Regions from separate parts of the Homo sapiens genome. Here all the other regions are linked to region 1. A link is a contact called in ENCODE Hi-C data. All regions are on one chromosome and are shown on one strand. The core of a region is the stretch at or near the end of the contact, and the rest is flanking DNA. Distances in the headings are between cores, read along the strand shown.

What was found. Hi-C counts contacts between places; a loop is a spot of excess contacts on that map. Pooled maps may share reads with other maps.
Region 2: a map of endothelial cell of umbilical vein shows a loop between it and region 1 (2.2-fold over the local background). The contact joins two enhancer-like sites. A Hi-C loop is called at or near these places in 1 of 168 maps with a recorded cell type or tissue (endothelial cell of umbilical vein), 1 of 37 single-sample maps with no recorded cell type and 8 of 50 pooled maps.
Region 3: a loop to region 1 is called in a map of endothelial cell of umbilical vein, with 12 times the contacts of the local background. The contact joins two enhancer-like sites. A Hi-C loop is called at or near these places in 7 of 168 maps with a recorded cell type or tissue (A673, MCF 10A, PC-3 and 4 more), 11 of 37 single-sample maps with no recorded cell type and 15 of 50 pooled maps.

What each region holds. Positions count from the first base shown.
Region 1 is chr2:120,107,517-120,110,477 of GRCh38, reverse strand. The region is part of intron 16 of EPB41L5 (erythrocyte membrane protein band 4.1 like 5); the gene reads right to left. Among named protein-coding and RNA genes, the nearest start is that of EPB41L5, 96 kb to the right of the region's middle. Within about 2 kb of position 1,522, at least 9 of the 41 ENCODE cell types and tissues checked have a DNase peak (open chromatin) inside an H3K27ac peak, as active enhancers do.
Region 2 is chr2:119,646,145-119,649,105 of GRCh38, reverse strand. It overlaps CFAP221 (cilia and flagella associated protein 221), which reads right to left. Exons shown (of 24, transcript NM_001271049.2): 22 at 2,056-2,148. Among named protein-coding and RNA genes, the nearest start is that of TMEM177, 32 kb to the left of the region's middle. Within about 2 kb of position 1,490, at least 2 of the 41 ENCODE cell types and tissues checked have a DNase peak (open chromatin) inside an H3K27ac peak, as active enhancers do.
Region 3 is chr2:119,699,550-119,702,510 of GRCh38, reverse strand. It overlaps a transcript of TMEM177 not described here and the pseudogene RPL17P15. Among named protein-coding and RNA genes, the nearest start is that of TMEM177, 22 kb to the right of the region's middle. RefSeq lists enhancers at 32-637, 638-1,244, 1,245-1,850, 1,104-2,303. Within about 2 kb of position 1,555, at least 2 of the 41 ENCODE cell types and tissues checked have a DNase peak (open chromatin) inside an H3K27ac peak, as active enhancers do.

The DNA of each region.
Region 1 (2,961 bases), core at 273-2,772:
TGGAAATTTAAAAGTTCAGGGTGATGATATAAACTGAGAAATTGCCAGTGTGTATAGATAGCATTTAAAACCATAATGCTGGATGATATTACAAAGGGAATAAATTGTTACGGGAAAGTTCCTTAAACAGAGTTTAGGGGTTGGAGAGATAAGTAGGCATTAGCAAAGGGGATTAAAAACAATGGCTTGTTAGAAGACAATGGCGTGTTAGAAGGGAGGTTAGAAGACAATAAAAAATAGTGACATCTCTAAGCTAGGTGATGACAATTTCGTGAAGTGAGCGATTTCTGAATGCTAATTAAGCTGACTAAAAGATGGACTGTGGGATTAGAAATATGCAGGTCATTTGTGATCTAATAAAGCTATTTTGGTGGAGTAGTAGCATAACACTATTAACTCAAGGCAGAGCCTTTATATGGATTAAAACAATGCTCCTCTGAAAAGACACATCCAATTTGCAAAATTGTCAAATACACTAATCTTTTCGGAACAAGACACTTAGTGCCATCTGCTGGAAAATCACTGTCATAAATTATGTGAACATCATTCTCCTAAATGTGGCACTCTTGTACAGTATGCAATCTGCACAATCATACCCAGTCCTCTGTGTCAGGGACAATGTTTGATTAGAATGGGTTCAAGAGATTAAGAGAAAGAAGAGATAGCAAGTATAGACAATTCTTACAAAGCAAACAGTTTTGCTACCTGTGAAACAAAAAAATGGAGGAATTGCCAAAAGAGGTAGATTCAAGGGAGTTCTTTTTTAAATGATGTGAGCTATCTTAGGAAGTTTTTGTTCTGATGAGAATACTTCAGTAGAAAGGGAAAACCGATGCAGTAGAACAAAACGGAGGATTGCTCAAATGATGGTCTTGAGTAACTTGAGGTGAGGATCTAAATGACTAGTGAGGACCTGGGCCTTAGAGTATGGATGGTTCACCTAGAGTAACAGCAGGGAAAGCAAGGAACAAATTCCCAAATGCAGGTAAGTTCACTGATAAAATGGTGGGAGTACAGAGAAGACCTCTTCTGATTGCTTATGTTTTCAATAAAGTAGGAAGCAAGGTCATCAGCTGAGAACAGAGTAGGAAGGGAGGAAGTGGTTTGTAAGAGGAGGAAGTGGTTTGTAAGAGGAGAAAGTCAGCCCAGCATTGTAGGAGAACAAATAGATTAAGGAAATGTAATATGGTATCAGGGAGCATTGAAGGCTCACTTGAGCTTAGTGGTCAAAATTTAAAGACCACTCAAAAATTTTGTGTGTATTTCACATTCACCAGCTATATGCAGAGTATACAGAGTTGGATTTAACCAGATGCATACAACAGGAAGAGGGTCAAGAAATTCAAGGGTATGTGGAAAGGCATAATGATAAGTGGCTGTGTATAAAGAAGACCCAATGAGGTACTCTGGTAGGTGTCCAACAAATAAGATGAATCAAAAAAAGAGATATCAATACAAGACTCCTGAAATCTTTCACTGCAACAAATGCCCCAGGCCTCCTTACCAAATGTGGATGACTCAGACTGATATTCAATGCCTTTACTACTCAAATATTTTAATGTTATTATTCCAACATGATTGTGAAATTTCAAAGTGATAACCTGGATATTCCAGAGAACCCAATCTTCCCAGGTCTTTCTAATTATCCAAGAGTTTTGCTGATGATGTCCCCAGAAAGATTTAATGCGAGTTATTAAACACAGGTCTTATCTCCAAACTTCTACAGTTTATAATTAAATAATTCCTGAAGCTATTGGTGGGGCTACAAATACAGTTTTGTAATAAGAAACTCTTCTCTGTTAATGGGTATAAATTCCAGTGGTATTTTGCATCCTCTAATGTTTTCCACAATTTATCTGAATACTCCTCTAACTAGTTCCACAAGGTAAATCAAGCCAGCAATCATCTTCCTATTATCATAACCTTTTATTTTTCATTTTTTAACTCTACCCCTAATAATTTAAAATATTTTGCATTTATTATTATCAATGATTAGTCATGTCTGTAGATGCGAGCTTTATTAAGGAATCTGCAATTTCTTACAAATCTTAATCATACACTGGATCTCAATTCTTTATTAAAAGTAGTTAAAAACAAAACAAATAAAACTTCCTTCAACAACAAAAAATGAGCTACAGCTGTCAAACCTGTTTTTATGAGGAGGTACATTATTACACCATTAAGGAAGTCTTCAGTCACAATCCTTGGAAAACACTGTTCTCTGAATCAGATATCTCTTTTCCATGCCAATATAAACACAATGCTGGCCAGCTGTCAGGAACAAAATGTAAAATGTTCACTCAAGCACCACCACCTAGAACTGAGGCCACAGCTTGTAACACAGAAGCTTAGGTAATTATCTAATAATAATAAAATTGTGACAACAATTCCTTCAGGAAGAACAGGAACAATTGTTTGTCTACTTCAGTATAAAAATAACAATAAAAAAGCCAAAGTTATTTTCCTTTCACCAATTTCTTTTAAAATTTTCTCTTCTCTTCACTCATTCTTTTAACAAAGACACTATGTATTTCCCTTCTCACCAGCCCAAAGTGCTCAAAGCAACTAAAGTGCATTACTACATTAGCAATTGTCAGGAATTGATGAAAGAAATGAAGTTCCTTGACATATTTTACACTGAAAGTGACATGCTTCATGTCCTAATTTCTACACCACCAAGGTTAACGTTAATGGAACAAGATTCCATTCTCACAATGTTTTCATGTGACTAAAGTAAAAAATTGTATGAACAGAGGATGAGAAATGTTTATGTTCTGCAAAAGGGGGTTAGAGGAAGACTACCATATCTAAATCCACGATTCATAGTATCTAGAAAGGATCTGACAAATCACATTTTATACATGGGGGTAGGGGAAGAGGCTGGCATGGAGAAGGAAGGAGAGAAAGTTGTTTCCCCACCGCAGAATTATCTCCAAATCCTAGCCCTTATGTAAAAGCATC
Region 2 (2,961 bases), core at 241-2,740, 460 kb after region 1:
AATTCATTCATGAGCTGCATCTCAAATAAAAATGAAGACATCCATCTCACCACAGAAATATACTTCAGAACACTTCCTTCACTCACTTCAAGGCAATGCAGTACCAGGTAACTGCTACCAGCGCAGGAGTCAGAACCAAATGCAGAATGATCAGGCAGGCACAGGGCTGGGCGCTTTGCCTGAACAGTGATCACAGCCCAGACCTTTCATGCCAGTACTTCACGCCAGTCTAACAGAAGCACGCAGGAGCATCTGGCTTTTGGTAAAGCAGCTAAGTTGGCCTCTTGTGTTTCCAGCTTTTCACTTGTCCCCTCCTCGTGTTTTCCCAGAACTCCCCACTGGACCAGGAGTCTTCTCATTCCCATCACCTCTCCTGCCACTGACCCTCAAGCCTGAACTCTAAAAACGCTCTGGTGATTTTATACTGAGTTATAAGTGAGACTTAAAATGTTCCCTCCCCAGAGGTAGTTTAATAGAAACAAAGCGCAAAGCTAAAGGAATGGGTCTTCAGTAACAGGAGTTCAGGAAATAGCGGGTAGGGAGGAACTCTGGGACCAAGAGTCTTCCTAATGTGCCGGAGCTCTTGTCATGCAGGGCTGGTGGCCTTCTTTGTGCTATACCCCGACTCTGTCGTCACAGATACAGCAGCAGATCCAGGTGCTCCTTTATACCCCCAAAGACATGAAAAATCAAAATTTAAAAATATCAGAAATATGTATTCATTTTCTACACTTGAGACATAACACTGGATGGAGGAAAACCTCTTGGGATATGAATACCTCTTCATCTGATGTTTTGGAAATCTAACCATGTATCTTCTCTTATGCTTATTTTCTCATAATGTTACTATTGGGTGATACAACTTCATTCTAAAGTGAGCTGTTGCTTGCCTACCAAGTGTCAGATAGCGGGCTAGGGGTTTGGAATACCAGGGTCATTAATGGTAGTATATCTAATTATCAAAACCTTACTATGTGTGAGGCACTGAACTAAACATTGGGCATGTAGTAATTCATTTGCTTTTCATAGCCACCCATGAGATGGGTCCTGGGATCATTCCATTTGAAAATGAGGACATTGGGGCACTGAGAGGTGAAGTCAGTGGCCCAAGGTGTACTGTGAGTGAGTGGCGGTGGTGGTGGTGGTGGTGTTGAACCCACAGCCTACCCCTTCATCACACTATTCTATACAACATTTCGGGTGCTCTATAATCTTCTAATGGAATCTAATTTTAATGAGAGATGAGTTTGTATACAACCTTATGCTATGTTGGTTAATTAAACTAGAAAACTTAAATGAATTTTACTTTTGCCTGGTAGAAAGTATCTGCTTTAAAACATATGGAACTTCTAATTTTCTCCCTGAAATTATGTGGTGATATAATAAGTAGCTAAGTATATTTTTAAAAAAGAGGAAGTAATGACTCAGATCTAGAGGCATTTGCAAATGGGGCAATGCCAGGTGAGCCAGCTGGACGTACACGTGTGAGCTGGACGTACGAATGCTGTATGCTGTGGTGCTCATGATGGAGAAGCTGCCCTGGGACAAGGGCACAGGCTTTGCTTGGCTCAGGTTTCCCATTCTCAGCTCTGCTGCTGTGTCTGTAGCCATCAATTGTAAATGAGCATACGGATAGGAGATTCAAAACCATTTCACTGGCTGTTGCGTGCTGATCAGTAAAATCAAATGTAAGTGCCTTACTTCTGGACTTGTATTTCTTTATGCCCATCCAAGTCCTACCTATCTTTCACATACTAACCCAAGTCCATGTGACCACTGAAGCCTTCCAAGGCCATTTGGCACCACCTCAGATCTCTCCCTTGAGCTCCTGGAAGAGCTAAAGATCAGGAAGCCATAGAGCTTAGAGACTGTCGATTCTCCACCACGAATTTAACATCTTATCTAGGTGATGGTATGGATGGGTGTTAGCCTTATCTTCTCATTTGAGTTGCAAGCTCAGGAACTGTGTGCTATTCTGAAGTTCCTCACAGCACCTCACATATTTTTGGAAAACAGACCACATTAGAGGCCAAAGATTAAAAAAAAAAAAAATACCGTTCTACTGTTTCTAGTCTGTCCTCTTCTGGTAAGGCATCAAGGATGGCAGGGACGTCTATCGGAAGCATAAATGAATTGAAGGAATCGCAGCTGTGGAAAAACCACACAAGCAGTCAAAGATAGAGTCACACTAGAAGTCTTGGGGTCTTTACATAATTTTCTAAAGAATTTTTATTTTACTGCTGGCGAGGCCTCTACTACTCTGTCCTCCCTCACTCTTGAAAAGCCATTTATGGTTCCCAGAGGCAAAGGCAGGGGATGCAATAGGCCCCAGGCAAACCTGGGAGAATGTTGCCAAGTAAGACACTTCCTGGAGTTTAAAAAGAGAATCATAGAATTTTTCAGTTTGTAGTGTTTAAAATTGTATTATCTCCTGGGGTGAGTGTAGTTAGATACTGATATGGTTTGGTCCTGTCCCCACCAAATCTCAGGTTGAATAGTAATCCCCAGTGTTGGAGGTGGAGCCTGGTGGGAGGTGATTGGATCGCGGGGGTGGAGTTCTCAGGAATGGGTTAGCACCATCTCCTTGGTGCTGTTCTCATGATGGTGAGTGAGTGAGTTATCTTGAGATCTGGTTGTTTAAAAGTGTGTGGCACCTCCTCGTCACTCTTCCTCCTGCTCTGGCCATGTGAGGTGCTGGCTTCCCCTTTGCCTTCCGCCATGATTGTAAGTCTCCAGAGGCCTCCGCAGAAGCCAAGCAGAAGCTGTCCTGCTTCCTGTACAGCTTATGGAACTATGAGCCAATTAAACCTCTTTTCTTTATAAATTACTCAGTTTCAGGCATTTGTTTATAGCAATGAGAGAACAGGCTAATACAGGTAGTTTACTTTTGGTCCTAGTATTTTCCCTCCACCTTTATACTCCTTCTTAGACATTCTATTCCATTTCATATCTTCCTCCCCA
Region 3 (2,961 bases), core at 306-2,805, 410 kb after region 1:
GGTGAACAAAGGAACTCTTATGTAGTGCCAAGACATAGGAGCCACCAATCCTCTTTGTCATCTGTCCTCATAAGCACCATCTCACTCACTGCTGAGATGTTCCTGGGCAGCAGCCAGCAGCCAGCAGCCAGCAGCCAAGGAGTCCCCATGAGAGGCCCCACATTCCTGATGGTGGGACCCCTTCACTTGTTACATTGGTGAAACTGCCTTTGCAATATTATAACTGAGGAAATGATGACAGTGAAAGAAATCAGACCTAACCGACTCCATCTTGCTTCTAACATTTAAGCTGTCCTTGTTCATTCCTGGGCATAGGCCAAACTAACTTTGGGAAGGAATTCAGTTCATGGTTTGGCTATGAAACAAAATCAGTTCTTGCCTGGGGACCAGCCTGGCTTTGCAGGACTAACAAATTAGCTACAAGATTAGAAATTACAGTTTAGGGGTCATGCAGCCTCCGGCTCCAAGAGTCTGAACTTCCCCAAATTGCTCCTGAGGATAACATCACTACTGTAAAACCTAAGATCCGTGCTTGAGATATTCTGCAGACCCTGCACTGGATGGATCAGCTGAGAAACTAGACCGGTAATCTGACTCAACCTGTTCTGCTGTCCCACCCAGGAACAGAAGACAGCAAGAAAAGCTCACTTTGATCCTCTCTGATTCCCTCTCCAATCTGACCAATCAGCACTCCCCACTTCCCAAGCCTTCCTATCTGCCAAATTATCTTTAAAAACTCTGATTTTAGTAATAATAGAGACTGACTTCAGTAATAATAAAACTCCCGGTCTCCCGCCCAGCTGGCTCTGCGTGAATTCCTCTTTCTCCATTGCAGTTCTCCTGTCTTGATAAACCGGCTCTGTCTAGGCAGCCAGCAAGGTGAACCCATTGGGCGGTTACACTGGGATTCACTGGAACCCCTCTGTGGCCTTGTCACTGCGCTGGGACACCGGACTTTCTGAAAGAACAGGTAAGGAGAGCTCTATTCAGCTCTCCGCACCCCACCCCCAACTGGGCTCCCCCGACCCCCTAGGGAAATGAGGGCCAGGCTCCCTCTGCTCTCAATCCCCTCAACCCACTCGCGGTCCTGCCACCTCCCAGGGCCTCAGTTAGGAGGCAGGACCCAGAACCCGCTTTTCACCTTTTTCCCTTCACCCAGCCCCAGGAACCTTAGCCTGGCTCAACTTCCTCTCTTTTGCTCCTGTTGTTTTCTCCTAGATCTTTTGTCCAAGCCCAAGTAACTTTCTGTTCCCCTATGGCTCTAGGAAGGCTTGGAAAACAAAAGCCAGGAAGCAACTCCTTTTTTCTGCTTTCTGCTCTCATACCTCTTCCCTGGGGCAAAGGACACAGCACCTTAAATAGGGAGAAAAAAGGAATAAAGGGAAAAGGAGGTGGGAGGGATGGGGGAGGAATAACCTGCTGTTTCAGAACTACCAGGTCACCACACATTCCTGCCCTCCTGCCTCCAGCTCTGTCCTTGGCTCTCTTGTCCCCAGGATCAGTCAGACCTGTGGCGAATCAGAGAAGAGAAGGCTGTGAGCCTTTTAGGGACAGCGTCCTCCCTGTGATCGCGGTTGCCAGCACAGGCCTGGCCTGAGGGAATTGCAAATGCATGCATGTAAAGATCTCAAAACAGCCAGAAAAAGCAAGGTTACCTATTCATGAAAGAGGCCGGGACAGCTGCAGAGAAAAACAAAGCCATGTGGATCTCCTAGGACAGAAATCTGCAGGAAAAACTGCCTTTAGTGAAGTGACACTTGCCTAGGAGCCAGGAGACCTACAAAATGGTGTTTCCATTTTACCATAGGCCAGGTCTTGTCATTGAATCTGGGAGGCAGAAGTAAAGAGAAAAGATCATGGCCTTTGCAGTTGATGCTGCCTTTTGAAACATGGCCCGATGGTGGGTGCAACTGTAGGTAAGTTCTTAACCCTTAACCTTTCCATAAGTCTCATTTTTCTCATCTGCAAAGCAGACAATCTCCCCATTGCAGTGTTGTGAGGATTAAAGGAGAATATATATCAGAAGACCTAACATAGTACCTGTTTGGCGTATGGAGATGGGGCATTCTCTCCATGTGGACAAGCTCGAGTTGACCGTTGCTTTAAATGTCCCGGAAAGCCAAGGACAATGCCACGGGAACTCTCAGGCTCCCAACAAGAGTAAACTGAAAGAAACAATGATACTGGCCTCACCTTGAAAGTCACTGGCCTGCAGATTCCCATGGCACCCAGCTTCCTGCTTGTTCCCTCCCACGATCCATACCCCAAGTACACCCACCTCTTGTTCCCATTCCTGTTTCCTGTTCCTTCTTTCTTTCTGTTTCCTTTTAATTGCATTTATTTTATGCTGAATTTATTCCAGAGCCATACGTTTTTGTTTCTTTAGTTTCTTCTGCGCTAACTTTTTCTTCTGGGCAACCTCCTCTTCTGGTTTAGGAACAATTTGTTCCTTTTCAGTAAGGATGATCTCGATGTGGCAGGGAGAGCTCATGTGTGGGTTAATCAACCATGAGCTCTCTAAGTCTGGAGGGGCATTTTACGTGCTTTATTCACCTGGATGTGCTCAATGACCAAAGAATCTACATCTAAACCCTTAAGTTCAGCATTGCTCTCTGCATTTTTAAGCTAGTGCAACAAAAACTCAGCACTCTTTTTGGACCACTGACCTTGTGTCCAGCCTCACTTCTTGGCCTGGGCACTACCAACTCCCCCATTGTAACATCAGAATGGCACTGATATGGTCTGGCTCTGTGTCCCCATCCAAATCTCATCTTGAATTGTAATCTGCATTGTAATCCCCATGTGTTGGGGGAGTGACCTCTTGGTGAGACAGCCAGGTGGGAGGGGGTCCCTGGAAAAACTCCAACCGGCTTGCACCCTGGGGTGGAGCCTTGGGAAATTCACTCCTTTTGCAGTGGGGAGGAGCCTGGCCCCTCCTCTTCCTGTGTGGAACCTGGGATT